Regions from separate parts of the Homo sapiens genome. Here region 2 is linked to region 1. The links are chromatin loops, found by intact Hi-C in ENCODE. Cell type or tissue: heart right ventricle. All regions are shown on one strand. Links, peaks and the distances in the headings refer to the core of each region. The heading gives the core; the rest is flanking DNA. Region 1 overlaps SH3PXD2A (SH3 and PX domains 2A). Region 2 overlaps SH3PXD2A (SH3 and PX domains 2A).

Region 1 (15,776 bases), core at 4,311-12,310:
AGCTGCCAGGGACACCTTTTCTGCCCACAGGTCAGCTTTCAACGAAAGCAAATCTCTGGGCTCAGACTCCAGAGCAAACCAAGTAAGAGTTCATTCTGTGTGGGGCTTGTACTTGCAAAGCTGCACAGTTCAGCATCTTGGCCCTCAATACGTCAGATCGGCGGGCGGTGAGAGACAGTTCAAATGTCACCCCTCCTAGAGGGCCAGGCAGGCTGCAAAGCGGGCTCTAACCTGGTCAGTACCCAATTTGCAGGGCTAGTTTCCACAGATAAAACAATCGGGGCTGAGCGGGGCTGTCTCCTGAACCTGCTGCCCCGCCCTCTGGGAGGAAGAAGGCTGGGCGCGGGGGCGGTGAGGCAGGAAGGCCCCGCCCAGCAGAGAGTTCTCCGGGACCACCTTTGCAGGCAGGAAGCAGATTCTCCTGTCACTCCAGCACGGGCCTGACTCAGGCTGGAGGAAAAGCAGGGCCCATCGCCAGAGTCCTGGCTGGAGTGAGAGGCATTTGGCTAATGGAGCCCCTCGCAACCACATCAGAACCTCGCAGTGTGTGGAGGCGGCCAGGCTGTTTATCTAAAGGGTGGATCGTGTGAGAGATAGGGGACAGCTGGGCTCCACGCGCTGGCTCCAGCCAGAGAAAGCTGATTCGGCAGCTCTCCCAGGGCAGGGCTCCGCAGCAATCCACGCAGGGGAGAGGGGAGGACGGGCGAGCCCAGCTGGGGCACATCTGTAACCCAAGAGGCCGGCTCCTCGCCCCTCCCAGAGGGTGGAGCTCCCAGAGACTCAAGCTTTCAGGCCCCAATCCTCAAACCTTCATCCTTGTGCCCTTTCTATCTAGCTCAAGAAAAAAGGGTGCATTACTACAAAAAGCTGGTGGCTTTCCTGACCCAGAAATTCCCCTTAAAAAGAGACAAGGACAGCCGGGCGCGGTGGCTCACGCCTGTAATCCCGGCACTTTGGAAGGCCAAGGCGGGGTGGATCACCTGAGGTCAGGGGTTCGAGACCAACCTGACCACATGGTGAAACCCTATCTCTACTGAAAATACAAAAATTAGCTGGGCGTGGTGGCGGGCGCCTATAATCGCAGCTACTCAGGAGGCTGAGGCAGGTGAATCGCTTGAGCCTGGCAGGCGGGGGTTGCAGTGAGCTGAGATCTCACCATTGCACTCCAGCCTGTGTGTCAAGAGTGAAACTCTGTCTCAAAAAAAAAAAAAAAAAGAGAAAAAAAGAGACAAGGCCACCCAGTCTCTGTGGGGACCATGCAAGATTGCGGGAAACCTCAGAATTCATTTGTTCATTCTACTTAGCTGAGGACTAAGCAGTCCCCTGTGTTACATGCAGGGGACACATCAGCGAGCATCACAGAAGAAGAGAGGGACAATAATGATAAGTGTGGTTTTTCTTCTCTTTTCTTTCTTTCTTTTTTTTTTTTTTGAGACGGAGTCTCGCTCTGTTGCCCAGGCTGCAGTGCAGTGGTGCAATCTCGGCTCACTGCAACCCCCTCCTCCCAGGTTCAAGCGATTCTTCTGCCTCAGCCTCTTGAGTAGCTGGGATTACAGGTGTGTGCCACCATGCCCGGCTAATATTTTGTATTTTTAGTAGAGACGGGGTTTCACCATGTTGGTCAGGCTGGTCTTGAATTCCTGAGCTCAAGTGATCTGCCTGCCTCAGCCTCCCAAAGTACTGGGATTACAGGTGTGAGCTACTGTGCCCAGCCTTCTTTTCTTTCTTTGAGACAGGGTCGAGCTTTTGTTTCCTAGGCTGGAGTGCAGTGGCACAATCCCAGCTCACTGCAGCCTTGACTTTCTGGGCTCAAGTGATCCTCCCACTTCAGCCTCCTGAGTAGCTGGGATTACAGGTGTGCACCACCCAGTTAATTGTCTTTTTTTCTTTTAGAGACAGGGTCTCACTATGTTGCCCTGGCTGATCTTGAACTCCTGGCCTCAAGTGGTCCTCCTGTCCTGGCCTCCCAAAGTGCTGGGATTACAGGCATGAACCATCATGCCTAGCCATTTTCTTTATATTTATTCTCTTTGGGAGTTCACAGGGCTTCTTGAATCTGTAAGTTGATAATTTTCACAATATTTGGAAAATTTGTGGCCATTTAAAAAAAAGTTTTGTTTCTACTCCATTATAATTTTCTTCTATTTCTGGGACTATTGTTACATGTAAGTCAGAAGACTGCATATTGTACTACATGTTTCTGGGACTGTGCGTGTGTTTCTTCATTCTGTTTTCTCTGTTATACGGATTGGATCATTTCTAATGATCTATATTCAAGTTAAGTGATCCTTCTGCCATTTCCATACTAGCGGTTAAGCTCATCCAGTGAAATTTTCATTTCAATTATGGCACTTTTAAGTTTCAAAATTTCTATTTGACTCTATTTTTTATAGTTTCCATTTCTCTACTATCTGCTTAATCATTAAATCCATATTTTCCTTTAGTTATTTAACTGTTTGAAAGTCGTTCAACATCTGGGCCATCTCTGTGTTAGTTTCTAGTACTTTTTTACACCTATGGGTCATATTTTCTTATTTCTTTGACCACTTAGTAATGTTTCATTTTATACTTGTCATTGTGGCTAATATGCTGTAGAGACTCTGGATTCTGTTATTTTTCTCTGAAAAGTGTTGATTTTTGTTCTAGTAGCCAATTCAAGTAATGGTTAATCACCTCAAACTTACGTAGGCAGAGTTTTATGCTTTCTTAGGGGGGATCTATGGAAAGTCCTAGGTATTTTCCAAGTACCTCTAACTTGATGTGACTCAACCTCCAAATTCTGTCTCCTCTGTGGATATTGTTAGGACTTATTCTTGGGTTTGATTAGGGTGAGTTTACAGTAGGCCTTACTTTAGGGTCTTACTTAGGTCCTTGCTGCTAAAGTGCCGCCCTTCCGGTGTCCCAGCTGGACGCCTGGAGTGTTATGCAGATTTGATCATTTCTAATGATCTATATTCAAGTTAAGTGACTCTTCTACCATTTCCATACTAGTGGCCCCCCAGATAGGCCTGAAGGAACAGCCAGGGAGAGAGCGAGAGGAGAGAGAGAGGACCTGTCCACCCTGGCAAGGAGTTGGGATGCTTTTAGCTGGGACATGGCTCATGCCACGCTGAGGAAGCACGGTGCTAGAACACACCCCAACTTTGACAGGGAGCCCATTCCAGGTTCTAAAGTTCCTTAACAAGTCAAAGAAGTCTTCTTTGACCATTTTCTGGAAAACATGCAAGCCTTCACTACTTCAAGTCCCTTCCCAACCAGGCCTTTACCACATCAGCAGGTTTCAGGAGTGTCAGTCATGGTCTGTGATCCGAGTGGGAGCTGGGACACCCACATGGGTACAAGGGACTTAACTAGCAGCATTAAGTGGGTGTCAACCTGCTGAGTGGTATGAAAAGCCAGGCGATGGGAGTTTAGGAAAGGACAAGATCAGTGTGGCTGGAGTGAGCAAAAGGATGTCTCAGAAGAGACATCAGAGCCAGGCCTTGAATAGAGAGCTGGGAAATGGGAGGAAGGCCTTCCAGGGGGAGGAATGGCAGGGACTTATGCTCGGCAGTGGGCCTGTCAGGATTGCTACAGGAAGCAGTGGGATGGGAGTGATTTGCCTTGCTCACGGATTCCATGAAATGCTGCCGTATGTCAGAGAAAGTGCTGGGATCCGGGGTGGAGGCTCCTGATCATTTATTCCAGCGACTTGAGGATGACCACACAGCTGGCACCAGGGCTGGATGAGGGCAGATGCCTGATGTGCCACTCTCAGGGGTAATTAGGGTGCCCTAAAGCATCACCAGCAGTGTGACGAGATGGAGAAGTCATTTTCAGAACCCAGCTCAAGGACGGCACTACATGTGGCTGGAGTCTCTGGGATGGGGACTGGCAGGTGGGAGGTCTCAGATGCCTGCTCGATAATAACACACACTCACTAAGCTGCTGTCTACAGCATCTGGGTTGGGGAAAGCAGAGCCATTTCCATCCCTGGGCTCTAGGGGAGCATCTGTTTCCTTGCCTTTTTTAGCTTCAAGAGGCCACCTATATTATCTGGCTCATGGCCCCTTTCTCTGTCTTCAAATCATAAGTGTATAGCCGGACACCGTGGCTCATGCCTGTAATTCCAGCACTCTGGGAGGCCAAGGCAGGAGGATTGCTTAAGCCCAGGAGTTTCAGACCAGCCTGGGCAACATGGTGAGACTCCACCTCTACAGAATATATAGATTTAAAAATTAGCTGGGTGTGGTGCTGTGCACCTGTGGTCTCAGCTACTTGGGACACTGGGGAGGGAGGATTAATTGAGCCCAGGAGGTTGAGGCTGCAGTGAGCCATGATCATGCCACTGCACTCCAGCCTGGGTGACAGAGCTAGACACCACTGTCTCAAAAAAAAAAAAAAAAAAGTGTGTGCATGCGTGTGTGTGTCTGTGTGTGTGTGTGTGTGTGTGTGTGTGTGTGTGTATTCTAACTATTTAGTTTGCTAGGGCCACTGTAACAAAGTACCACAAACTAGGTGTCTTAGCAGAGTTTGATTGTCTCACAGTCCTGGAGGCTAGAAGTCCAATATCAAGGTATGGGCAGGTTGGTTCCCTCTGAGGGCTGTGAGAGAGGGTCTGTCCCATGCCTGTCCCCTAGCTTCAGGGATGTAAGTCATCTATGGCATTCCTTGGTTTGTAAAAAGGAGAACCTTGATCTCTGCCTTCATCTCCACATGATGCTCTCCCTGCGTGTGTGTCTGTCTAAATTTCCCCCTTTCACAGGGACACCAGTCATGTTAGATTAGGAGCCACCCTACTCCCGGATGATCTCAACTAATTACATCTTGATGACCCTGTTCCCAAATAAGGTCACATTCTGAGGTACCAGAGGCTAGGACTTCAATATATGAATTTTGGGAGGAATACATAAAAACTTCAACCCATACCATTAACACATTAAAACAAAACATAACCATTAAAAGATAAATATCTGTCCGTATACTATGAAGAGTCTCTTCCTGAATCACAGTGGTGCTTGCACAACATTTTAGAAAATGTGAAGAAAAATAAATCGTGAATAGCTAGGCAGCTCTGCATTCAAATCAGTTTCCTCATCTGTGAAATGGGAACAGGGACAAAACCTGACTGGTCAGGTGGGTGAGAGGATTAAATGAGATAATGTAGGTAAAGTGCTTGGCACAGAGCCTGGCACTGAGTAAGTGCTCCATACACACCGGCTATTCTTATCACCCCTGTCACCATTACTCTTGTTATGACACCAGGCTGCGTCCCTCATGCCAGGGAAAGTGCTTAGGAAACTACAACCCTGAGGTCAGGGAGGCGGCAGGGAGACTGAGAGGGGTGGATGGGTCTGGGAGGCGTCTTGGCCTGGGCCAGCTTGGCTCTGGGCATCTAGAGGCCCCAGGGGAGCTGCCCAGCTGGCGTGCGTGGGCCAGGGTTGGGGAGGAGGCCTCTGGCTTTCCCAGCAGCTCATTCCGTGGGTGGGGGCTGGCCAGGACGTGACATTTAACATGCTAGGCCTGGGCGGATAGCCCGACACCTGCAGTGAGATATACACAGGGTGAATTAAGCAAAGATGTGCTGGAGGATGCAATCCCAGGGGAAATCCTCAAGCCACAGAAAGCCTCTCTCTGATGCCCAAAAGGTGCCCAAGTACCGATGCCTGTCCCCAAACCTACCCCAGTGGCCTCATTCCACAGACCCCCACCTGCTGACCCATGGCCTTTGTGCAGGAGAGAAAGAGCACTAGGTTGGAGTCAACAGAGGAGGATTCCAGTTCTAGCCTGCAAGAAGTTGCTGGGCAACTGGGGCAAATGGCTTGGCCTCTCTGGGTAACCACAGCCTTATCTGTGAAATGCTGGACCTGCCTGTCTCCACACGTGTTGTGAGGATCCAAGGAGAAGATGCAAGCAAGTGCTGCCAAATGCCAGGAGTCATCATTCCCACATAACTTCTCTGAGCCTCAGTCTACTCATCTGTAAAATAGGACCATGCCTGTTTTTCCCCTCCATGGTGGCTGAAGTTAAAAAGGGAAAATGGGCTGGGCGCAGTGACTCACGCCTGTAATCCCAGCACTTTGGAAAGCCGAGGCAGGAGGATCACGAGGTCAGGAGATCGAGACCATCCTGGCTAACATGGTGAAACCCCGTCTCTACTAAAAATTAAAAAAAAAAATTAGCTGGGCACGGTGGCGGATGCCTGTAGTCCCAGCTACTCGGGAGGCTGAGGCAGGAAATGGCGTGAATCCGGGAGGCGGAGTTTGCAGTGAACCGAGATCGTGCCACTGCACTCCAGCCTGGGCGATAGAGCGAGACTCCGTCTCCAGAAAAAAAAGGCGGGGGGAAATGAATAGGTAGAGCGCTTTAACACAGGCCAGGCACAGAGGAAACCCCCAGAAGGAGGCACCTCCCTTGGCACTGTTTTACCATTATTAGTGTTCTAGTCAGTAGTGGAATGCTTGAGGGCTGAAGTCAGAACTCCAGCTTATTCTTTCCTAGCTACATGACCTTGGCCAAGTCACTTAATCTCTTTGTGACCCCATTTTCTCATCTGTAAAATGGGAGTAGAAACAGCGCCCCATGGCACTGTGCGGATGAAATGAGAATACAGGTGAGCAGGTGTGCTGGCCTTACCGTGAGTGCTAGATGAATGGGGTCGCCAGTTTGAAGGTAAAGAGACTCCGGTGGTGTTTCCCTGATCTCTGATGCCCTCCTCCAGCCCTTTCTGCTTTCAGGGAGCTGCTCAGGGCCACCTGCCAAGCCCATCTAACCCTAACTTCCAACAGCTGTAAGGCCTTTTGGGTTTTTCACCTATAATTTCACACCCTTTCTCATCCTAAGGCTGTTGAGCTTTGTCCCAACACAGATAGCTCAGGTGACTTCAGCTCCCCTTGGCCAAGAGGGAAGAGCATGAGGCCAGGGCAGCAGAGCACCTGGGGAGCTAGTGACAAAAGGAGTCAGATAAGAGATTCTGCAAGTGGCCAGCTCTGAGCCTGGCTCCTGGCAGAAGGAATAGTGTCTCCCCAGGAGTCACAGAACCTGAGGCATGGCTTCTTACTATGTTTATGTTTTTGTTTTTGAGATGGAGTCTTGCTCCGTCGCCCAGGCTGGAGTGTACTGACACGATCCCGGCTCACTGCAATCTCTGCCTCCCAGGTTCAAGCGATTCTCCTGCCTCAGCCTCCCGAGTGGCTGGGATTACAGGCACCTGCCACCACGCCCAGCTAATTTTGGTATTTTAGTAGAGACGGGGTTTCCTCATGTTGGCCGGGCTGGTCTCGAAATCCTGACCTCAAGCGATCCACCCGCCTGGCATGAGGCGCCGTGCGGGGCCGGCTTCTTACTATGGATGGGAGCTACACCCCAGCATCCTCCTGATACCCCCGTGTGCCAGCCCCGGCTGCTTGTGAACTTCCCTCCCTTTGGTCCCTAGGAAGTGTGGGAGCTGGGGGAGCCTGGTGCTGGAGCAGGGAGGGTATACATGGGGCAGTGTGAGGGGCAGGGCTGCAGGGGTCATCTGAAACAGAGGAAGAACTCGGACTTCCTCCTCCAGGCAATAGGGAGCCCCTGAGGCTGCTGAGCAGCGAAGGAACACTGTGAAAGTGGAATTCTAGGAAGACACATCTGGCCAGTACAGAGGACGGAGAGTGGTGCAAGAAACATCTGTGTGTGAGACAGCCAGCCAGAGGAATCCTGGCACCAGCCCAGGGCGCCGGTGGTGACACTCCGCAGAGAAGGAAGTCTGCCCAGATTTGAGGTGTTTTCTGGCAGGTTCCTGGCTGTGGTCACTCTGTTTCCTCCTGGGGGTCTCTAGCCATCCCCTAGCCTTGCCAGAGACCACTCACAGGTTTTTGAAATTCTCCCCAAAGCTGCCTGACACTTTTCTCTCTCACACAAACTGCAAGGACTATCCAAAATAGGAGGAGGCCCTGAAGAAGGGGGAAGGGGAAGGAAGGCAAACGGCTTTAACCTTTTCCCGGCTGAACCACACCCCTAGCCCCAATTGTTCTTGATTCTTCTCATCCTCCAAATGGCCTAGAACTGTGGTACCCCAAGTGCCCTGGCCACTACGGGATCAAATTCAGACTGAAATCTGGGACAAAGAGAGCACTTTTTGGCAAAGATGAAGCCAAAACAGACCCTCAGCGGGCCTGGGCCCAGGCTGCTGCTCAAGGCAAGGAGATTCCAGAGCAGGCCCCCAGTGTGCAACCCTGATGGGCTTCCTGGAAAGGGAAGCCAAGCGGAACACTTCTAAATGACAGTCTAACATCCTTGCCTTTCTCCTTCCCTTCCCCAAGCATCTCCATTCCCCACTTTTTTCTCTATTCCAAATGGGTCAAGGTGCCCATAGGTCTCAGAACCTTCTTCCTCCAAAGTCTTGTCAAAAGGAAAAGCGAAAGAGTAGGCTACTGCAGAAGGCTGGGGTCAAGCGGGCAGAGTTCAGCTCCTCCCTGTAGCCTTGCCTGGTTAATATGGAGCCCTGGGGCTGTGAACCAGCACCAGCCTCTTTGGCCTTCCCAGGAAATAAGAGTGGCTGGGCCATCCTAGAACTCAGGAGAGGGCAATGAAAGCATCCTTGAAGACACTGGAAGCCACCATCCAGGCCCTGTGTTGCTGAGTGGAACCCTCAAAGGTCAGGCAGGCGCAGCAAACTCCAGCCAGAAGCACTGCCTGCACCAGGTGACTTGGAGAGTCACCTCCCCACTGCCACCCCTTCCTCCTCTGTTAGAAATTTCCTGGCATGAGAAACCAAGATACATGTGAAACCTCTCTGCAGGTCCAGGCAAGGAGAGTGCTAAGTTTGAACCAGTCTCTAATGTTGCTGCAACTTGCTCCCCACTCTGCAGATTTCATCTTCGGCTTCACACCCTTTGTTGGCTCTCTGCTGCCTGTGGGACACAAGCCTATTCATGACCTCTGCTCAACTGACCTCTCTAGTCACACGCCCTGCCACCCTTGCTTGTCCGTCCCTGCACACTGCCTGGCCTGCCTGAGGTCTCCACAGGTGTAACCTGCTGTTCCACAGCTCCCTCCTCCCCATCACTCCTGCAGATCGGTCACACTTCTAGAACTATGCTTACCATACTGGACTTAATGATTTGCTTGTGAAACTGTTTCCTTCCAAAAGCCTGTGAGCTTCTTGAAAGTCATGTCTGTGCCTTGATATTTCCACTGTCCATCATGGTATCCAACACATACCTGGACCTATGACTAGAATACATTTCCCAGCCTCCCTTGCTGGGAGGTACAATCATGGAACTAAATCCTGACCAGTGGCACATGAGCAGGGTAATGTACCCTTCCCTTTGGCATAACCCACAGAATCTCCCTGCAGTCCTTCATATTCTCTCTTCCTTTGCCTGCTGGCTAGATGCAAAACTCCACGCAGGATGGGGTCACCAGCTGGGGGAGTCTGAGTTCCTGAATGACTGCCTGGAGCAGAGCCCTCTAGTGACTTGTTTAGGTCTGGGACCTGTGCAGAAAATAAATATGTTGAGTCACTGAGTTTGTTATACAGCAGTTAGCCTGCCCTGACTCATACAGAGGAGCTCAATCAAGGTCTATTGAAACAAACTAAAAGAGGGAAGGCAATAGAAAATGTAGATTCCTCCTGCGGTTCTATCCTTAGATCCAATCAAGTCAGGCATTACATTCCCTGCATGACTCAACTATTGCTGGAACTAAACCATCACTCCTCTCCCACAGCTGTATCTATCAAACCCACATGCACAGTGGTTAGAATGCCATGCTTTCCCCCGGAAGGACTGAGAAGGGTGGAGGACTTGCCAGATGGCCTCTGAAAGTCACTCTAGGTGAATGGGCCACACCTCAAGATCCTGGTTTCACAAGCTTGTAGAAAGCACACAGAGACACAAAGCTGAATTGCAGGGAGGAGCCTCCTCCTTGCCACAGGGACATCAGCATGCCTGACACATGACCCTCAAGCTCAGAGGAACCAACGATGGGAACCCACCGCCTCTCTGAAGCAGCCCACGCCATTCCTGGGCAGCCTCTGGGAAGTGCTGCAACAGGGCTCCTCACAAAGCCCAAGTTCACCAGATCAGATCCCCACCTGGTCACGAAGGGCTATGACCTAACAAGGGAAAGATCACACTGGGACCGAAAGAAGAATAAGAGAGGAATGGAGAAGAGGGACTTCAAACATATCCTCCCAATGTTCCACGCCGGTGCTACTCAAGGCAGACTGTGGCACTGACATCATCTCAGAGCTTGATGGAAAAGCACAATCTCAAACCCCAGGCGGACCTGCTGAATCAGAATCTTTTAGCAAGATTGCTAAGTAGTTCATGTGCACATGAAAATTTGAGAAGTCCTCATTGTTCTCTGCCATAAAGATTTCATCTAATCCTTAACAAGCAGATCCCAATAGTAAATCTAGCCCATAGGCAAAGATGGGCACACAAGAGGAGGAATGGGAGCTAAATAAAACTTGCCTTTAAAGCGGAGGAGGAGGACAGCAGGCCTCTCTCTCCCATTCCTTCATAACCAGCGGCAGCTCACTATGCATTCATTTATTCATTCAACAATGATTTCCCAAGCACACACTATATGGCAGGTACTGTTCTAGGCATCGGGAAAACAGAAGCTATGGAGCAGGCAAGATCCTGCTCTCTGAAAGCTCACATTCTGGGGAGAAGGGGAGGGAGGTGGGGAATGACATAGTAAACAACAGTTAAGAAGACAATGGGCTGGGCATGGTGGCTCATCCCTGTAATCCCAGACTTTGGGAGGCTGAGGTGGGAGGATGGCTTGAGCCCAGGAGTTCAGCCTGAGCAACACTGGGAGACTCCATCTCTCCAAAAAAAAAAAAAAAAAAAAAAGATAATAACAGGTTGTAATAAGTGTTTTGAAGACAGTAGAATGTGACAAAGTGACCAAGAGTACATGAAATGAATGCATGCCTTGGGGGGGGGGGCTCTCTGATTCTATGAGAGGTGCCATGTGAGCTGAGGCTGAGTGCCCAGGAGTCAGCTCCTTGGGGACCTGAGGGAAGGGACTGCAGGCAGAGGGAACAGCAAGGACAAAGGCCTGGTGGCAGCACTGCGCTTGGTGCCCAAGGAGCAGGTGAAGCGAGCGAGCTGGGGTGCTGAGAACAAGTGACAGGAGGGTGACAGAGATGGGTCTGGAAGGGCAGGCAGGGCCATCACCCAGGGCCTGGGGGCAGGCAAGGAGTTTGGAGTTCATTCCAAAAAGAAAGGGAGTCTTCAGAAAGGTTCAAGGCCATGGTCTGCCAGGATAGGGTTTATGTTTTAGGAGGGCTCTGATTCGTGGGAAGACTGGATTATGGAGGAGGTGACCGTGAGAATGTGGAGACCCCTGAGGAGGCTGTCTCAGTTGCCCAGGTGACAGGTTGATGCGGGGCTGGACCACGGTGGGGGCAGAGTCGATGCAGAGGAAGAGGGCAGATCCGGGCTGTCTCTGGGGGGCAGAGTCTGAGAAGATGAGCTGAGGACGAGCTGACTTGCTATTGGGCTGGATATGGGACATGACTGGCCAGGTGTGGGGTGGTCCCAACCGGGTTTGAATCCCTTTTGGCATCTTAGATGCACATAGCAGCTGACCCAGGCACAGGTGTGCCCCGTACAGGTCTGAAGGTGTCAAAGCTGGCATCTGCTGCTTGGATGGCTTCCTCCCTGGTCACTGAGGTCAGGCATTTATTTTGCCCATAGACGTCTCCTATAACTTCTTTTTGGAATCTCCTTAAGCCAAGGACTTCCCAGTGTTCCTTCACAGTGGGAAAAGGGGAGAACAAGGTGGAGCCCAGATGGAAAAAGAGAGGAATCCCTAGAGCTAAAAATAAACCTCGGGCAGTGTTGCCAGGGAAGCCTTGTAAAGCAGCCCCCGCAGTGAGGCGAGCCGCCCGGGGCAGCCTGTGCTTCCCAGGCTCTGCTGCCAGCCCTTCTAATGAGGCTCTCCTTGGGGGAAAAACTGCCTCCTGCCAGGGACCTGGGAATGCAACAGGAAAAGTCCCCCCGCAAAGCTTGCTGTCTTCCAAGCCCACCCTGGTGCCCAGCTGCAGGCTACTTCTCCAGGTGGCAGCCCAGCTGCTGACCCAGGTGATGGGCTCCTTTCAAACAGGGGAGCTGCCCACCTGGAATGAGATGCAGGAGGAGGAGGAAGTGCAGGGAGAGAAGATGCTGGCTGCTCGGGGGTTGCTGGGGCACCTGTGTGCAGGCCTGCCCTTTTCCAGGTCCCGCCCTCCCTGGACTTCAGACCCCAAGAGGTCACAGAAGCAGGGGTCGCCCAAGCCTCTGTGCATGCCCAAGGCGGTCCTGTCCCACACCTTGCCCACGTGGATGCCCGTGCCTGGAGCGCCTTCCCAGCCTACCTGAACCCCAGCCCTTCTCCACCTCCAGTTCCACTCCTACACGCAGACCCAAGGCAGGAGGAAGGGAATGTAGCATTGACCAGACACCTCTTCTATCTGCACCATTTTATTTATTTAAAAGAGACATATCTGAAGCAAATGTGGCAAAATATTCACGTGTTAAATCTGGGCAGTCGGTCCTCTCATGCCTGTGATATCATTTTCTATAGGATTGAAAACATTCCTAATTACAAATAAACACTGGAGAGAAGCTGCAGCACAGAGAAGCACTGGCAGCGGCTGGCTGGAGGGCAGGACAGTCCCAGTAAAAACTCGGGGGGTGCAGTGAGGAGGCAGGAGGATGGGTCTGCTGGGGTGGAGGAGGAAGAAGAGGAAAAGAAAGGGGAGGAGGAGGAGAAGTAAGAAGGAGGAAGGAAGGGGAGAAGGGGGAAAAGGAGAAGGGAGTGGGGAGGATGTGGGGAGGGGTCCAGATGGCAGCTGGGTTTGGAACACACTGAGGTGGAGGCACATGTGTGGCTTACACGCAGAGACACCTGGGAGCGGCAGCCTACTAGGCGTGTCTGCTTAGACGGGTAACCAGTCTGCAGGTCAGCTCGGGTTGCATCTGTCTCCAGCCCCTCAGCCCCACTCTGAACACCAACACTTGCCCTTAGCAGGTGCTCAACAAATGTGATCAGGTGCTCACCCCCAACCCTTCCTTCCAGTTGATGGCAAAGGCTTGGACCAGAGAAAACGGCTGTTCACTGATAGAAGATATTCAAGGGCCAGCAAAGCCCTGCCCCAAGCCTGTTCCTGACACCTACCTGACCTGGATCGCTGACAGCTTGGGGGCCAGCCTGTCCCTGCAAGAGCCACTCCCTTTCCTGGGCACCTGCCCACTGCTCAGCTATTTCTAGCAGGAACAGCAATGGGGCAGGTGTGGCCTTAGAGGAACAGCTAGCATGGGGGTGGGCAGGGATTAGGCAATGGAACAGACAGATGAGACCCGGGGACCCTCTGTCCAGTCAGATAAGGGGAAGAGCTGGCCCAAGACTCCTGCCCTCCGTGCCCCTAACCCCACTCACAGGGACTCTGAACCCCACTCTCCGGGGGTAGCCTGAGTGAGGGCTGAGGCCACTGCCAGCCCCTTGTACTCATAGGGCCCCCGGGCACAGCATGGCCCAGGGAAGGGAGGAAGCAGTCACTGCTCTTCTGGGAGGGGGACAGAGCAATGGCTGGCCATCACGGCTGCCCACAGGAGGCAGGACAGCCTCCCCATCAGGTGCCAAGACTGCCGCCTGATTCCAAAAGGCGCGTCTGTACGTGAGCCACTCTCGGGAAAGCTGCCTCCCCATCCCCACAGTCTCCTGAGGAGGGGAAGCAGGTTTCCTCCCCTGCAAGGGCTTCTGCCTTCACTAATCCCAGCAGGAGACTCCCATGCAGACCAGAGCAGGCTTCCACCTGCCCTTCTCCCAGACTTCTGCTTGGGATGCGGCCGCATCCTGGGATGAGACATGCAGACGAGACTGGCAAAGACAGAATCAGGGCGAGAGAAAAAGCCTCCGGGGAGGCTGACATAAGAGCGTAGACGGAGGCTCAGGGAAAGGTCACAGGAACAAACACAGCCACAGCCAGAGATGGGCTCAGAGACCTCAGACAGACAGAGAGAAATAGAGAAACTGAGGAAAGAGAGACAGAGAGAGAACACCACAGGGAGAATCCAAGACTCCTGAGCAGAGCAAGGAAACGAACATACAGAAACTGACCATTTCTCTCTATGCCCAGCCCCCACCTGCCCCTTCTGCTCTGTAGCTGAAGCCTTCTTGGCAAGGAAGGGAAAGGACTCCTCTCCTCTTCGAGGTGTGGGGCTTCCCAGGCTGGCTCTGCAGCACATCAAAGTGGCAGCAGAGAGGAACGGCTTAGCGCATGGATTCCAGCACCAGACTGCCCAGTCTGAATCCTGGCTCCTCCACCTACCTGTGGTGAGACCTTGACATCCTATGTGACCTGAGTACCCTCATCTCTTTTTTTTAAAAAAGGGGGAATGTTGGGGGGCTGTGGCTTGCACCTTTAATCCCAGCTACTAAGGAGGCTAATGGAGGAGGACCACTTAAGGCCAAGAGTTTGAGACCAGTCCAGGCAACATAGCGAGACCCCCCATCTCTACAAAAAATTTAAAAATTAGTCCAGCACAGTGGTGCACACTTGTACTCCCAGCTACTCAGGAAGCTGAGCTGAGAGGATTGCTTGAACCCAGGGGTGAGGCTGCAATGAGCTATGATTGTACCACTGCACTCCAGCCTTGTGACACAGTGAGACCTCTTAAAAAAATAAATATAAAATAAAAATAAATTTTGAAAAATGGGGGAGAGTGGTGGTGCCTACATCCCAGGGTGGGCTGTAAGCAGTTCAGGGGTGATCATGGAAAGGACATGGGGCAGGGCCTGACACAAAGCACGTGCCAACACTGGTTCCTACGGAGAGTCCCCCCAGCCTGAGGGGTGACCCCTGCTCCCCAACCTCCCCTGCCTCAGGAGGAGCAAGTCAGGTTTGTCCCTAAGCTCCTTCCTTCCTTCTTGCCCTTCCTGAGCTGAGGAGAAAGTGCAGAGGTGAGAGAAGCCCTTGGCCGCTGGGACTGAGGTCACCTGCAGGCATCACCAGCAGCTGTGACAGGGAGCTCCTCAGGCCCTAGGGTCTCCTTATCCCAGCACTCCACAGTTCTGTCCAGCTTTGCATCCGATTCACTTATCAAGCCTATCTGAACTCCAGACACAGGGAGCCTGCCCTAGACAGTCAGATTCAGGAGGCTGCTGGGGAACAGGAATCTGGATGCATTTTTAATCTGGCTCGCAGGTGAACCCAGATCACAGGTGATTCTGTCACCCATCCAGGGCACAGGCCCATGGCTCCAGCCCGCACCCTGGTTCTTGACTACACAGCCAAGAAACCCAGGTATTCCAAACTGTCCCAACTGCCAGACTCAGGCAGCAGCAGACTTTTCTCAATATGCACCAAATATATATATAAAGCAATGGATAGAGTCTCCCATTTTGGAGTCCTCCTACACAGTTTTCTTAAAACATTGGCACTTTGCCAGACTGCCTGGCCCCAGTCTCTTCTGTCTTGGTCCCCACCCTGTTGCACTGCTGGATGGAGTGGGGGCAGGCACACACAGAGGGGTTTCCCTCCACCCTCCCACTGGGGATTCCTCCTCAAAGGTTCCAAGATGAGCAGTGAAGCCCTGGGAAACCCAGAAAAAAACCAAGCCTGTCTCCCTGGGGAGCAAGGCAGGCTGGCCTCCGCCAGGGCTGCCCTCGGGAGGTGCTGCCGGGACTGTCTCAGCAGGAAGAATGGCCCTGGCTTGTCACCCACCCAAAGACCCTCTGCCAGCATCTTAGCTCCAGCCCAAACACCAGCCTCATTCTTCCTGTTTGGCAAAAAACAAACAAACAAAAAAAATCTTTTT
Region 2 (15,776 bases), core at 3,926-11,925, 59 kb after region 1:
AAACAACTAACCAACTTTCTGTTTCTATGCATTTAACTGTTCTGGGCATTTCATATGAATATAATCATACAACCTGTGGCCTTTTGTGTCTGACTTCTTTCACTTAGCATAATGTTTTCAAAGTTCATCCAGGTTGCAGGATGAATCAGCACTTCATTCCATTTTTATGGCAGAATTATATTTCATGGACAGAAGCATTTAATTGCCACTGCCGGACACTGCTACACTCTCTCCCCATGCCCCAGGGACCATGGAAGCACTCTAGGCCTTTGCAAGTCTCAGTTTTCAAGTGCCTACAACGAGCAGCAGCCCCTAATGACTCCAATGGACAGGCAGTATGAGCAAGAAATAGAATTTGGGGGCTGTTTGTTCCTGTAACTTAACCTATCCCATTCTGACTGATAAACCAATTTGTCTGTCTTACAAATACATAGCAATAAAAATCATTGCACGTGTCTTCTCATGTGCACTTGGGAGATAGTCTCTACACCCTAGAATCTAAGGTATACACTTAGAAGTAGAACCTAAAAAGAAAAAAAAAAAAAAGAAAAGAAAACAAGGTTCAACCAGCTGATCTGGAGGAAATAATAAATTTCTATCTACTCTCTAAATAATATCTAAAATACTACACACTATTCACAATAGCAAAGACTTGGAACCAACCCAAATGTCCATCAATGATAGACTGGATTAAGAAGATGTGGCACGTATACACCATGGAATACTATGCAGCCATAAAAAAGGATGAGTTCATGTCCTTTGTAGGGACATGGATGAAGCTAGAAACCATCATTCTCAGCAAACTATCGCAAGGACAAAAAACCAAACATCGCATGTTCTTACTCATAGGTGGGAATTGAACAATGAGAACACTTGGACACAGGAAGGGGAACATCACACACACACTGGGGCAGGGTGGGGGAGGGAAAGCATTAGGAGATATACCTAATGTAAATGACGAGTTAATGGGTGCAGCACACCAACATGGTACATGTATACATGTGTAACAAACCTGCACATTGTGCACATGTACCCTAGAACTTCAAGTATAATAAAAAGAAAAAAAAATAGAAGTAGAACCACCAGGTCACATGATAAGCACACCTTCAAATTACTAGATATTGCCACATTGTTTTCCAAAGTGGTTACACCACTTAAAATTCTACGTAAGTGTTCCCACTTCCCCATATTCTCACCAACACTTAGCATTATTAGGCTTTTCATCCTGTACTTTCTAACAGAGAATCACAAACTCTCTTGAACAAAATTGCTAACTATGGCACTCAAGGGTATAGAATATTCTAAATATCTGGTGGTTAACCAGGAAGCCCTTTATGTTACGTCTTTTCCATCTAAGCATTATTTTAGCCTGCTGCCCAGCCATAAGTGGGAAAAAATGCAAAATAATACAATGTCCATGAAGTGATTCCATAGGTATGAGGGATCCACAATGGTCTTCACTGTAAACATCACTTCTCATTTGATGGATTTAGATACAGATGGTATAGGACAACAGATTAAATGTGAACTGACCCATCTGACATAAATCCTAACCTGTCTTATTTATTAATGTCACTTCAATAATTTATCCTACAAAAATAGTAGCTCAAGTTCCCAAAGACATATATATATATATTTATATCTATATATTTATATTTATATATGGATGTTTAGAGCAGCATTGTTTGAAGTGGCGAAAAAGTTAGAGACAGTCTAAATGTTCATTAACAGAGGAATCTTTTTTTAAAAGTTATAATTCCTTATTATCTACCCGAACTTTCTTGAAAGTGAGATGATAAATTTCCACATGGCTTGAGATTGTTTCAGCTGGGATTTTGTTGCTTGCAACTGAACGCCTCCTAACGATTCACTGGTTTTGCACTGGATCTCCTTTGCTAGAGGAAAAGAAATGCAGCCTGACTCTTGTGTGTGGAACACTTGGCCACTTCCCTATTAGCTGCCCCCAAGAGAGAAGTCCTATGACCCTGTGTTTTGAGGGAGGACAGCGTGACCAGGAACCCAGCAACTTTCACCAGAACTTGGTAAGAGGGCTGGGGAGTTAGTCAACATTAAAAACAAATAAAGATGCTTTTTTGTCTGTCTCTCCCCTCCCCCTCCCGGAAAGAGAGTCCCTGGGGAACAGATCAGTAAAGGCTCTGCCCAGTTTCCACCCCTCCCCCACGTCTCTAACCAGGCCAGAGGAAGCAATGGGAATAAACTGCAGGAGAGTTCAACACTTCCTGAAAGACCCAGCTCTGGCCAGCTTTAAGGTGCTGGGGCAGGGGAGAAAATCCACACACTCTGCAAGGTGGCAAGAGGAAATGCTCTCATGGAACCTGAACTCAGGAGCAGAGGCCAGCCCTGCAAGGGCCATGGGGAGTGGCTGTGTCCAGGACCCCTCGGCCACCACATGGAAGGAATCCAGCTCACCCTACGAGCCAATGAAGGGGCTGATGGTAGATGAAAATGTTATGCTGGTGAAAGAAGCCAGTCACAAGAGACCAGGTAGTGTATGACTCCATTATATGAAATGTCCAGAACAAGCCAGTCCACAGGGACAGAAAGCAGGTTCATAGCTGCCTAGGGTGGTGGTCACAGGTGATGGCTAAAGGGTACAGGGTTTCTTTGGTGGACATGAAAATGTTCTGAAATTGACTGTGGTGGCTGTGCAACTCTGAATATACTAAAAACTCTGGAATCATACTCTTTAAGTGAATTGGTCCTATGGTATGGGAATTATATCTCAATAAAGCTGTTCCAAAAAGGGAGGGAGCCAACTGCTTCGGCATGGGCCACCACTCAGGGAGCACAGTGGGGATGCCAAGCACCTGCTGTCTCTGGTATTTTTACCATTAACGTTGCTTTTATGCCAGCCACCAACTCTAGGAGTTGGTGCTACTTTATCATCCTCATTTTAAAGATGAAGAAACTGAGGCCCAGGCAGATTAAGTAATTTGCCCAAAGTCACATGGCCGGTGGTGAACTCCAACTCTCTCAAGCAGCCCTGCGGCCTGTAACCACTATGTGGGCCGCTACAACCTAATCTAAGTCAGTAGACAGCTGAACCAACATGCAAGTTAATGCTGTAGTAGGTTCACACTTATCTTAATAGTTCTGGGCCTGGGAATTTATTGCAGGATAATTTTTCAACATTTGTGCTGCTCAGGCTGCCTTGAATGAGTCTGCCTGCCTCCCAGACTTGGCTGATGTTGGAGCACACAGGTGGGGCAGAGGTGGCCCTTTAAGGTTCTTGGGGACACTGGCAGAAGCTGTCTGCTTTCAAGCAGTTGTTTGGAGTCACAAGCTGGCTAGGTACCAGGAAGCCCTCTCCCAGCAGCTCTGGAAACCAAAGGGTACGAAAGGCCCAGGCTGGGAGTAAATCCCAAATGCCCCATGCAGACTTGCATCTGGGATTGCAGCTTCCGTGGGATTTCCCACTGCTCTGACGTGAGCTCGCAGGGGTGGGAGCAGCCAGGCAACTCGGGTGGCCCCATTGCCTCTGTCTGCCAAGAACTCACAATGACGAAATGTCCACCCGCGATCCCTTCCAGGAATCCAGACTGGGAAGGTCTGTTTCTCTGCCATTCCCTTATTCGAAGTGAAATCGCTTAGCAGACAACGATGGATCTGCATTGCCCCATCCTCACACACCTGGATATGGAATCTCCACACGGTGGAGAAATCAGACCATGTAAACAAACAGGTTGACAGATGCTCACAGGGTATGAAAACTAGACATAAAGTTCTTTACCCAGCTAGAATTTTCTACAGTCTCTTCTCCTGGAGGCCCAGGGGGGTGAACTCAAGGACGTCCTGGTCTTTTGGCCGCCCCCCCAACCCCTCACCAAGTCTTCGCTGATTTTCCAGTCTCCCGTGCAGCTCTACCCTCCTCTGGGTCACAACAACTTTTCCCTGAAGCAGGTCCTCACAGCACACCTGCACCACTCTATAGTTCATGCAGCCAGGCCTCAGAGCCTTCTGCTCCCTATACTTCCTCCTTGGCCTTCACTGAAGCCAGAAATCACGTTTCTAGAGCAAGTGCCCCAAGTGGAGAGGGAGGCCCCTTTCAGCATGAGCAAAGGCTTGGCTGAATCTCACCAAGCTCCCCCTTCACTGGACGAGGAACCAGCAAAGGATGGACTAAAGGCTGGTCAAATCCCAGTACCGCGTCTTCCTAGTTGTGTTACCTTGAGTGAGTGACTCAGCCTTTCTGATTCTCAGGCCCCTTATCTATAAAGGGGAGAAACACAGTCTCTTTTGAGAGCATGAAATGAGGTCTATGGGCACCTGCCTGGCACCAAAGAGGCAATGGAGGAAAAGATCAAAGGTGGTTATTGTAAGTATATGCAAAGATCTATGAGACCCTTTTATACTAAAATCTAAGTATTCTTGGACCCCCTAGCCTGATCATAGGGGGCTCTCAAGGATAAAAGATTGCCCCAGGAATATGCCAACAGCTTTTATTACACACACACACATCCTCCAGCACACACATGCACACACACACTGCACTCACAGCTACACACAGACATGTCCATACACACACAATACATCCCCAACACACACATTCCACACTCAAACCCACACACAGACACATCCATACACACATAACACATCCCCTAACACACACACTCCACAAACTCACACACAGACACATCCATACACACACAGCACATCCCCCAATACACACATTCCACCTTCAAACTCATATACAGACACATCCATACACACACAACACATCCAACACACACAGTCCACACTCAAACCCCCACACAGACATGTCCATACACATGCAACATTCCCCAACACACGAGTGCACACACACTCCACACTCACAGACATGTACACACACACACACACACACACACCCCTTCTTTTCTCCCTTTGTTTTCTTAAAGATGTTCTCACCATCTCTAAAAACACACTAGTGTCTCCACAATTTGAAACACCATCACAAGAAGCTTTCATGTTCATAATGTCCAATGCTCTGCCAACTAGCCCGATTTTACAGAGGGAATTTTACTACAAACAAGCAGAGCGTCTTGCTCATATATGTCACCTTGCACCTGGGCACAGGAGCCGGCAGCCCCTCTCCGTTTCCTTAGACACTTACTGATGCTGCTCCTCCCAGCCTGATGAGTGACGGATGAAGATATTAGATTTCTATTATCCCTAAGTCTCTCGTTTGTTTCCTGAGGCAAGTCTACATAAGGCCGGGTTCCCTTGTTTCCAAGGCCCGCCTATCGTGTTTGCACTGACTGAGCTCCTCCCTGGTGGGCCCCTAGAAGCTGTTGTACTTATCAAGTATTCTTCAGCCCTCTATTCTTTTACCTACTCAGGAAATTGCCCTCTTATTATCAAGAAGACCTCATCAAACAAGTTTCTTATCTGACTCCTCTCTAACGAGAAACCCATAAACCTCCAGACAGGCACCACCGGACAGGCAGCCTGGTGTGGGGACCTGGGAGTCCCAGACAGAGGTTTTCAGTCCTAGCTCTACCACTTGCTAGCAGGAGAAGTTTGCTATCCTAGTTGGGTTCTTCCTGAAGCCGACCCTAAGACAAGGCCTTGGATCCAGGCTGATAACTCCCATTCCCCACCACTTGAGGGTGGGTTCCAGGGATGACAATTAGCCCCCTACCTTCCCCAAGTCTTTCTCAGGTGCACCCACTTGGGCAGAGCAAGCTTCCCTGGGGCCATGGCCCAGGAGGGAGTGCTCACACAGACAGGTGAGGTGGGGAGCTGTCAGTGTGCTGGATGCCACAGCTGGGGCACTGCAGGTGAACTCAGGTGAGCCCAGGGGACGTGGGGCAGGCATCAACAGTGCCCACCATATTTCCAGGAGTCACGGACCCTCTCTGAGCCTTTCCTTGTCTGTGAAATAGGCAGGAGAACTGTAGCACTTCCCAGCAGCACCCCTCAGAGAAGTTGTGGATGTGAGGAGCTCTGCAAACTAGGACACACACAGTACCTGCAGAAGACACCGTCACCTGCTGCACCCACAGCCCTGCACAACTCAGGGCTGCTCTCGAGAGGAGAGTGCAGGAAAGAGTGGGAAAGGCCAGAGCCCACTGAGCCGCCTCTTGGGGCCCTCGCCAAGCCTCACAGCTGTTTGAACAGCCACCGTGAAGGAAAGTGACTACCGGATGCCTCATGGTGTCTCTGATTCTGCAGCCAACCAACAAGGGAGGCATGGGCATGGTTAGCTGCGGAAACTGAGCCCCCAGGGTGAAGGACTCCTCACAGAACTCAGCTAGGAAATCCCCTGCTGGCCTGAATCTTTACACTCGCCCTTCCTCTAGAACATGCCACAGGTTCCATCCAAGACACCTCTGTCACAAACACCATGTGGCCCTCTCAAGGGCTCTAAATATATACCTGTCAGGCCCCAGGGGCTCTGGGCTGATGGGAAGCAGACTCACCTGCGGTGTGGGTGCAAATCATGGCAGCAACATGGAGCACTAACTCTGCACCAGGCACCTTAGCAGGGCTTTTGCCATCATCGGCATTTAATCCTCCTAACGACCCTATGGGGAAGGTACTATTATCCTCATATTAACGGAAGAGGAAATCCAAGCACTGAGGGGGTAAGTGACTCACCCAAGGCCACACAGCAATAAATGGCACAGCTGAAATTTGAACTCAGGCAGTCTGGTTTCAGAACCCCCTCTCTGAACTACTTTGCTGCTTTCCTCTCTAAGGTTCAGACCATTCTCTTCACTAATGTGTCAGAAGGCAGCACCCCAAATGTTGGGAATGGAGCTACCATTGCCCTCTCTCCTTGGACAAGGACTGCCAAAGGCCAGGGAGGCAAAACAGCACAGGCAGCCACCTCTCCTACAGGACCAGGCTCCTGGGGAGACCGTGTAACAGCTCGGTCCTAAGTGGGGGATCTTTACCAGGCATCGGTGTGCCCACGGCGGCATCTGGCACTGTGGCCCAACACAATCAGGGCCAATGACTTTTTTTTCTTTTTGAGAATAAAGATTTTTCCATTTGGATGTTCTAATGGGGGTTCCCAGTACAATCTTTCCAAAATGGAGAGAAAAAGCAAGGAAAAGCCAAAGACAGCAAGAGTTTCCCAGAGCACAGAGCCAGGAAGAGGCCAAAATGAGCTGGCCCCAGCTGCCAGCCCACAGGGAGGGTGTCCAGAACATCAACATACATACAGACCTAGAAGAACGTCTTGGGGCGTGCACATCAGCACAGATAAATGGTCAACCCCGCGTGGGATCTGCTCACCAGCTCTGAAGGCGGCCCTTGGCTGTGGACATAATCTTCTTTCCATTTCTTACATTACATCAGCAGAACCACTAGCAAGTAGAATAGAAATCCCAACTCTCTTTTTTCATGCCTCCAGCCTCCTTCATCACTAGTTCCACCAACACCCCTACACCCTGAAGTGGAAGTTCTAATCACAGGTTCGACACGAGGCCAAGCAAATTAGCTCGGTAGTACAGACCCAAAAGTCAGGTCAGGAGAACAGCAATTGTGTCAGCTCTGAACATGCACATGCGAAGGATTCTTTCAGGGGATGCTCCGCCTTCTCTGACGGAGAGCATATGCTATTCCAGTCACTGAGCTCTTGCTCTGTGCCTGGCAGTGTTTTGAGTGTTTTCTGTTTTACGTTAATTAACCCGTGCCATCCTCATCACCAGCCTGAGAGATGCTTTTATTATCAACGTTTTACAGATGAGAAAACCGAGGTGCAGAAAGCTGCAGCCCCTCCCCCAAGGCCACACAGCCCCTCCCCCAAGCCCACACAGCCCCACCCCCAAGGCCACGCAGCCCCTCCCCAGAGGCCACGCAGCCCCTGAGTGGCAAGGCTGGGATTCCCGTCAGGCAGTCGGCCTCCCACTGGCTGCCTCAACATAATCTCCACAACATCCCATGATACAGATACTAACAGCTGCCCTTACAGAGAAGGAAATTGAGGCTCAGCATTAAACTACCTCCCCAAAGTCACCAACTAAGCAGCCGAACCAGGGGGCAAATGGATGTCAGATTCTGGAGTCCGAGTTTGCAACCGCCATGCACACATGCCTCACTACAGGGCCGGAGAGGACAGTGCCAGTGGGCAGCCACCAGGCCTGGGAGAGGGCATGTTAGGGCACACCAGCTGGTCAGCAGGGCAGGCTCCGTAGGGCAAAGGTAAAGGGCTCCCAACGCCCAGTGCCATCAAATCAAAAAGGGCAAGGCCAGGCAAGAGCCCAGCGCTGCTGACAGACTGGCAGAGGCAGAAATGATGGCGCCAACAACAGCTGCTGTTTATTTTGGGGCCAGGGAAGAGAGGAAGGACTGGTTAGGACCCATCTCATTCCAACAATAAACTGAACAGGGCAGGGCGGGGAGGTTGCCCCGCTTCCAGCTAAAGCAACAGCCTGGCCACCTGTTGGGTTTCACTGAGTGGAATGGTCTAGGTGTCAAAAACATCTTGCCAGACACCCTAATCTAGCTTCCACCAATAAACACATCGCCACCCCGGCCCAGCCCCCTCCCCAGACCCATGTGCTGCACTTGTAAATGGCCCAGGAAGGCGGCCACATACACCAAGCCCACCCCCTGCAGTGTCAGGTTCCAGAAACAAATGGTTTTTCCTGTCTGGGAGAAGAAAGAGAAACTGCTCATACTGGCCACCCGTGGCTTTTGTTCCCTCACCCTGACACTTGTTAACACCTAATGACAAGTGTCCTGAACGTAAGGTCTACAGACAGCCACCCTGGGCTGCAGCAAGGCTGGCTGGCGGGATTCCCGGAAGGCCAGGAAACAAGAGGTTTCGCGAAGGACTCTGGAGTCCCGCTGCCTGGCTCTGAACCCGGCTCTGCCCCTTCCTAGCTTGTGACCATTGGTAAATGCATCTCATGCATCTCTCTCTGCCTCTGTTCTCTCTGAGTAATGGAAGGACCATAATAGTGCTTTTCTCATAGTCTGTTGCAAGGATTAAATGAGTGATGTGCTTAGTGGCGGGCACATCGTTCATGCTGCTGTTGTTACGGTTGTTATTGTTATGTAGCCTTAGGGTTTCCTTCTCACTGTGAACAATGGAAGACAGTTTCCCTGGATGTTACACACAGCATTTAGGCTCCCAGGTTAGCCTATGCTGTAGGTGAACTAGAGATATCTGGTTGTCAGGGATACAAATCTACTCTGAGGATGAGAAAAGTTTTGGTGGGCTGACTTGAGAATCTTAACACCATTTACGATACAATACTGATAGGAACATGTGTTTTGAGTTTCTAACAACTAACTTCAGCAACTGTAAGTTAGAAGCTTCAGTAAAAATAGGAGTATGAGGTCGGAGGGGAAGGGGCTTTAGTAGAATGAAGCCTTTGTCCAGGGATTTATCACACTGATCCAGGACGCACCATGATCCAGACCCTCTGCTAGCATGAGGAGGGGGCGTTAAAGATGAAAGGATGTGGTCGCTGCTTTTGCAGGAATTCACGCCCCTACCTGCCTCCTGGCTCCCAGCTGGAGCACTGCTTTCAACACAGCACCTTGCACACAGTAGGCACAAAAATAATGTTCAGCCAGTGAAGCTTCCTGGTGTGTACCCTGCCTTTGGGGCCCTGGAGTTCCTACCCATGACGCTGCTGATGGAGACTGTGTTTCCCCAGGAGGTCTCTTTTAAAGGGGGTCAGGGTCAAACCCCAAGCAGTCCTTGAAGCCACCTCTCTGGCAGTGTTTTGGCCAGTTTCAGTCTCCATTAGGTCATCATGAGGCCTCACTGCTGAGCAGAGCATGCTGTGCAGGGTGGGGAGGGATACAAGGCTCAACGTGACCCTTTTCCCTATCTGACCCCATGACCTGCTGCTCTCCCCTCTCTCACTCCACTCAGGCCACACCAGCCACCTCGGGGCCTTGGCACCTGTTGTTCCCTCTCCCTCAACCACTTTCCCCCAGATAGCCACAGGGCTCACTTCCTCACCTCCCTCAAGTCTTACTCAAAAGCCACCTCTACAGTGGGGCTGTCCTTGGCCACCCTCTATAAAATAGCACAGCAAGGCCGGGTGCAGTGGCTCACGCCTGTAATCCCAGCACTCTGGGAGGCCGAGACGGGTGGATCACGAGGTCAGGAGATCAAGACCATCCTGGCCAACATGGTGAAATCCTGTCTCCACTAAAAATACAAAAAAATTAGCTGGGTGTGGTGGCGGGTGCCTGTAGTCCCAGCTACTCGGGAGGCTGAGGCAGGAGAATGGCGTGAACCCGGGAGGTGGAGCTTGCAGTGAGCCGAGATCGCACCACTACACTGCAGCCTGGGCGACAGAGCGAGACTCCGTCTCAAAAAAAAAAAAAAAAAAAGCACAGCAACTCCCACCATCACCAACATGCCTGTCTCCCTCACCTGGCTTTAGTTTTCCCTACGCCATTCAACCCCCATCTCATACACTATGTTTTTGACCTATTTTGTTATTGTATTCTTATTTTTAAATGATATATAATAGTTATACAAATTTTGGGGGTACCTGTGATAATTTGATACCTGTATACAATGTGTAATAATCAAATCGGGGTCATGGGGATATCCATCACCTCAAACACTTATCTTTTATTTGTACTGGGAACATTCCAGTTCTTCTAGTTACTGTAAAATATGCAATAGATTATTGTTAACTACAATTTCCTTACTGTACTATCAAATACTAAAACGTATTATTTCTACCCAACTGTATTTTTGTATTCATTAATCAACCTCTCTTTATTCCTCCCACCTGGCCTCTGGTAGCCGCCATTCTACTCTTCACTACCTCTGTGAGATCTACTCTTTTTAGCTCTCACCTATGAGTGAGGACAGCAATATTCGTCTTTCCGTCTTTCCGCACCTGGCTTATTTCACTTAACATAATGACCTCCAGTTCCATCCACGTTGCTGCAAATGACAGGGTGTCATTTGTTTGTTTATTGTTTCCTTTCCCACACCAGAATGTAAGCTCTAAACGGGCAGGGATTTTTATCTGCCCTGCTGTGTTCCCAGCGCTTGACACATAGTAAACATTCAAATATTGACTGAATGAAACAATGAATGAATGAATATGAGTAAGTATCAGCTTGCCAAAGGCTGAACAATCCAAGGTCATTCTTGGTAAGTGTTAAATGAGAGGTAAAACAGTTAACATTATAAAAATTCGTAGACTGGAAATGTCATTTTAAGATGAGAGGTCAGGGAAGCTTCCAGGAGATGGCAGAAACTGAGCAAAATCAAGAAGGATGATAACGCTGGTGATAGCAATAGTGCCGTTTATGGAACAGTTATCATATGAGTAACAACCATATGGGTTAGGTAGTAGTATTATTATACCCATTTTACTTAGGAAACTGAGGCCCAGGAGGTGAAGAAACTTGGCCAAGTGAAACAAGCTAATGAGTGGCAGGGCTGTGATTCATAGCCAGCTTCAGAGCCACAGCCCATGACAGCAGCTGCCGATGCTCTGCCCCTATCCTCTTGCCCTCAACTTCCAACTGCTGGCACCCAAGTCCCTCTCTTAGTGCTTACTCTGGTTTCCAGAGCCTGGTTTTGCCTAAGCAAGCATGGGGCTGAAAATACCAGGAACTTAAACTCCTCCATGCTCCCTACCACAGTGCCATGCTATCCACCATCCCCAAGAGGAGGATGTGGAGACTGGCAGCTGAACCCTCTGAAGGGCCAGGCCTTCAAAAGTGGCCCTGGGCAAGAGTTCAAGGGGAATACAAATTTGAACCTGCAAATAGAGGCCAGACCTTGGCACAGATCTGTTCCTATAGCAAGCTTGTTATCATATCTTAACATCCGCTCCAACCACATCATGTTTTCAGGGAGGGGCTCAGAGGGAGGGTCACATGGGCAGGTGACCTGGGGTTTAATTCAGCCCTTTGGGGTTTTATCCAGGACCTATGTGACGAGCTCCCTAGCTCCCCATCCCCTAGGGAAGCTGTCAGATAAAGCCGTCGGGCTTTGTTCCTGAAGAGATCTGGGATGCAACCCTGGCTCCCACTGTTGCTGCCAGTGATGGGGCAAGATGCTGCACCTCCCTGAGCCTCAGTTTCCTCCCCTATAAAACACAGATGATGACCAGGGTTTGCTGTGGGGATTAAATGAGACAAGTGCCTGCATCTAAAATGGACTCCACCCATACATTCTCTAACCTGACATCCCCACTTCCCCTGCCTGGGAGCTGCCACGTTCAGAAATAACAAAAAACATGAGGCTGCTTGCTTCAAGTTGCCAATGAGTGATGACTAAAGTCAGTAATTAATCCCAGCTTGAGACCAAAGTGCAGACATTGTTCTATTACGGACCTTAACTCTGCAAGAGAAGCATCAGTTTGCCAGCCCACTGAGGCTCTGACCAGCAGAAATCCCTGGGCTGCCACCTCTGGGAATCTCACACTCATCAAGAAGTGATTCTATCCCTTCTGGGTGCCAGGCACTGCGCTGAGGGCTCAACTAATCTGTTCCAGCCCAGGAGGCAGAATTCAGGACAGAGTTTCACCCTCTCGGAGCTCCACTGCCAGCCCCATGCCAGGCCGGCCAGGCCTCCTCCTCTGTTGTTACAGAGAGAAATTCTCCCACACAGGCAAGTCCCTTAAAATAGCCTTTTGGGTCTGGGCCATCAGGAAATGGGATAACGCTGGGTCAGAATTGGGCCTATCATGAAAGAGTTTACAAAGCAGTCACTTCAAAGGACAGGGACAATCCCTATATGCTCTGAACACTTAGATGGGCAAAAGCAACCAGGGCAAGTTCCCCATGAGGAGCACCTTCTCACAGAAGCCCCTGTAGCCCTGGGTGCCCTGAAAAGGGACCAAGTGTGTAAGACACAGTGATGGTGTAGAACCAGGCGCAGGCTGGGGAAGGGGAGGGAGGTCACATCTGCCTGGGTTTGTGCTTTCTTAACAATGCTACCTGCACTCTCCAAACCTCAGGTTCCATATGAGTCAAATGGGGTTAAAAATGCATACCTTCATGGCCACCCTGGGGCCAGAGGTTATAAATCAAAGGCCATGCAATGCCTGGCACAAAATGGGAATTCAATATGTGGTAGCTGTGTCAGAGGCATGTGAACCAGAGCAACTCCATCTTGAATAAGGGCTGGGTAAAACAAGGCTGAAACCTACTGGGCTGCATTCCCAGATGTTTAGCCATTCTAAGTCACAGAATGAGACAGGAGGTCAGCAGAAGATACAGGTCATAAAGACCTTGCTGATAAAATAGTATGCAGTAGGCTGGGCGTGGTGGCTCACACCTGTAATCCCAGAACTTTGGGAGGCTGAGCCAGGCAGATCACCTGAGGTCAGGAGTTCGAGATCAGCCTGGCCAACACTGTGAAACCCCATCTCCACCAAAAAAAAAAAAACAAAAAATTAGCCGGGCATGGTGGTGTGCGCCTGTAATACCAGCTACTCGGGAAGCCGAGGCACGAGAATCACTTGAACCCAGGAAGTGGACGTTGCAGTGAGCCAAGATTGCGCCTCTGCACTCCAGCCTGGACGACAGAGCGAGACTTCATCTCAAAAAAAAAAAAAAAGAAAAAAGAAAAAGAAAAAGAAAAAAAGGGAAAACAGCATGCAGTAAAGAAGACGGCTAAAACCCACCAAAACCAAGATGGCAACGAGAGTGACCTCTGGTCATCCTGACTGCTATACTCCCACCAGCACCATGACAGTTTACAAATGCCATGGCAATGTCAGGAAGTTACCCTATATGGTCTCACAAGAGGAAGCATGAATAATACACCCCTGGTTTAGCATATCATCAGGAAATAACCATAAAAATGGGTAACCAGTGGCCCTCGGGGCTGCTCTGTCTATGGAGCAGCCATTCTTTTATTCCTTTACTTTCTTAATAAACTTGCCTTCACTTTACTCTATGGACTTGCCCTGAATTCTTTCTTGCTGGAGATCCAAGAACCCTCTCTGGGGGTCTGGATCGGGACCCCTTTCCTGTAACAGCTCTATGATGATGATGGTGATACAATACGTGCCAAGGTCTCCTTTAGTGAGAGTACGCCTCAAAAAAGGAAAACAACGTAGGTTCTCCATCAGGGACCACACAGTGATAGGCAAAAGTGCAAACCAGCCCACACTCCATCAATCCCTACCCCACCTGGTACACCCTGCAAGTTCATTCTCAACATGGGGCATTACTTCCATTCCTGACTCCCTGAAGTTGTGGTCAGATCAGGTAAGAGTGATCAGTTTCCAACAGGTCTAAAGTTCATGCTCCAGGGATCCCAGAAACAGGCTAAATTGTCCCACCCGCCCCACTGCATAATTTATGCTGCATTGACACACACACACAGAGTCTACCCCGACCCAGCCATGGGCCTCCGCCCAGGCTTGGGGAGGGTGGCTTCCTCGCCAGCCAAAGGGAAATGACAGCACAGGGACAGAGAAAGCAGCCCAGTGGAGTGGCAGAAACCACAGCTGTTTCCCCTTTGCTAACTCAGCCACTTAGATATCACTTCCTCCGCTCAGGTAACAGCAGGGAGAGATGGGACTGGGAATAACTCTGTCTTTTCCTGTTCACAAAAAAATGATTGGTTTGGAAAGAAGGAAAACCAGAGGCCGTTTTCTAGAAGAGATCTTCACTAAGAGCCTAAGTACTCCTGAGTCGACTCTGTCTATGAGGCTTCTCAGGAGAGGTGGCTGGGCAGGTGAACCTTGTTTAAAAATTCCCTGGGGTCAGGAACAACTCACTTTGTATAGCATCCCTGCCCTAGATAATTAAGAACCCAGACTGGGGGATCAAGGGACCTCCTCACACAGCTATCATCTCTGGGCTCAGTGCTTTCCAAAGCAGCTGTTATACCTGCCCTCCGCTCTGCAAGGCAAGCCTGAAAAGAAACAGTTGCACCATTTTCTAGATGGGCAAATGTAGTTCTAGAAGGGGGAGGTGACATGTGGAAGATCTCACGGCTTGAGGAGCCAACCAACTAGGCCTAAGGTGGAACCATGGAGCCCAGGCATCCTGGGTGTGTAATGTGTCATTAAGCGGTCTCTGTGGGGACAGGGCAGGCTTTGGAGCCAGCAGACCTGGGTCAGTGCAGGCCTCTCCACATGCAGCTCATCAGCTGCGTGGCATCTGGCAATTCATTTGAGCTCTCTGAGCCTTTGTGCTGTCACCTGTACAGTATGGATGCTGGTGGGAGCTACATGCTGCGTGGGGCTGTTCTGAGAACATCCATATGAGATGCTTAGCACATAGAAAACATTTAGAAAGGTCAGCTGTTATTTTTATTGTTACATTTTCCCTAAGAATAAGGTTTACTAGACTATCTGGGAGTGTGGTAGAGGTCAAATAAATGAAGAGGTAGTTTGAAGCATTGCATTTACTTATTTGTTTTTAGAGACAGGGTCTTGCTGTTGCCGAGGCTGGAATGCAGTGGCATAATCATAGCTCACTGCAGCCTCCAATTCCTGGGCTCAAGTGATCTTCCCACTTCAGCCTCCCGGGTAGCTAGACTACAGGTGTTCATCACGATGCCTAGCTTTTTAGAATTTTTTTTTTTTTTGAGACAGGGTCTCACTCTGTCACCCAGGCTGGAGTGCAGTGGTGTGATCACGGTTTACTGCAGGCTCAACCTCCTGGGCTCCAGCCATCCTCCCATCTCAGCCGACTGAGTAACTGGAACTACAGGCGCATGCCTCCACACCTGGCTTATTCTGGCTTATTTTTTAATTTTTTTGTAGAGATGGGGTCTTGCTACATTGTCCAGGCTGGTCTGAGCTCCTGGCCTCAGGTGATCCTCCCCACTTTGGCCTTTTGAAGCACTGGGATTACAGTCATGAGCCACC

What was found. Peaks named below come from ENCODE experiments on the same cell type or tissue, not always from the same donor. Only the 100,000 strongest peaks of a DNase experiment are listed, where the experiment ranks them.
Region 2: it touches region 1 in a loop (2.8-fold over the local background); 36 of 110 quality-filtered maps call a loop at or near these places.

Annotation. Positions count from the first base shown.
Region 1 is chr10:103,772,027-103,787,802 of GRCh38, forward strand. All of the region lies in intron 2 of SH3PXD2A (SH3 and PX domains 2A), which reads right to left. Among named protein-coding and RNA genes, the nearest start is that of SH3PXD2A-AS1, 33 kb to the left of the region's middle. RefSeq lists enhancers at 1-286, 7,435-7,934, 13,009-13,510. In heart right ventricle, for the core only: a CTCF peak has its summit at 9,436 (motif pointing left); DNase peaks (open chromatin) are centred at 5,435 and 7,675; H3K27ac peaks cover 2,348 bases.
Region 2 is chr10:103,831,839-103,847,614 of GRCh38, forward strand. All of the region lies in intron 1 of SH3PXD2A (SH3 and PX domains 2A), which reads right to left. Among named protein-coding and RNA genes, the nearest start is that of SH3PXD2A, 16 kb to the right of the region's middle. RefSeq lists enhancers at 2,817-3,373, 3,374-3,929. In heart right ventricle, for the core only: no CTCF peak of the experiment used is centred there; a DNase peak (open chromatin) is centred at 8,737; H3K27ac peaks cover 5,861 bases.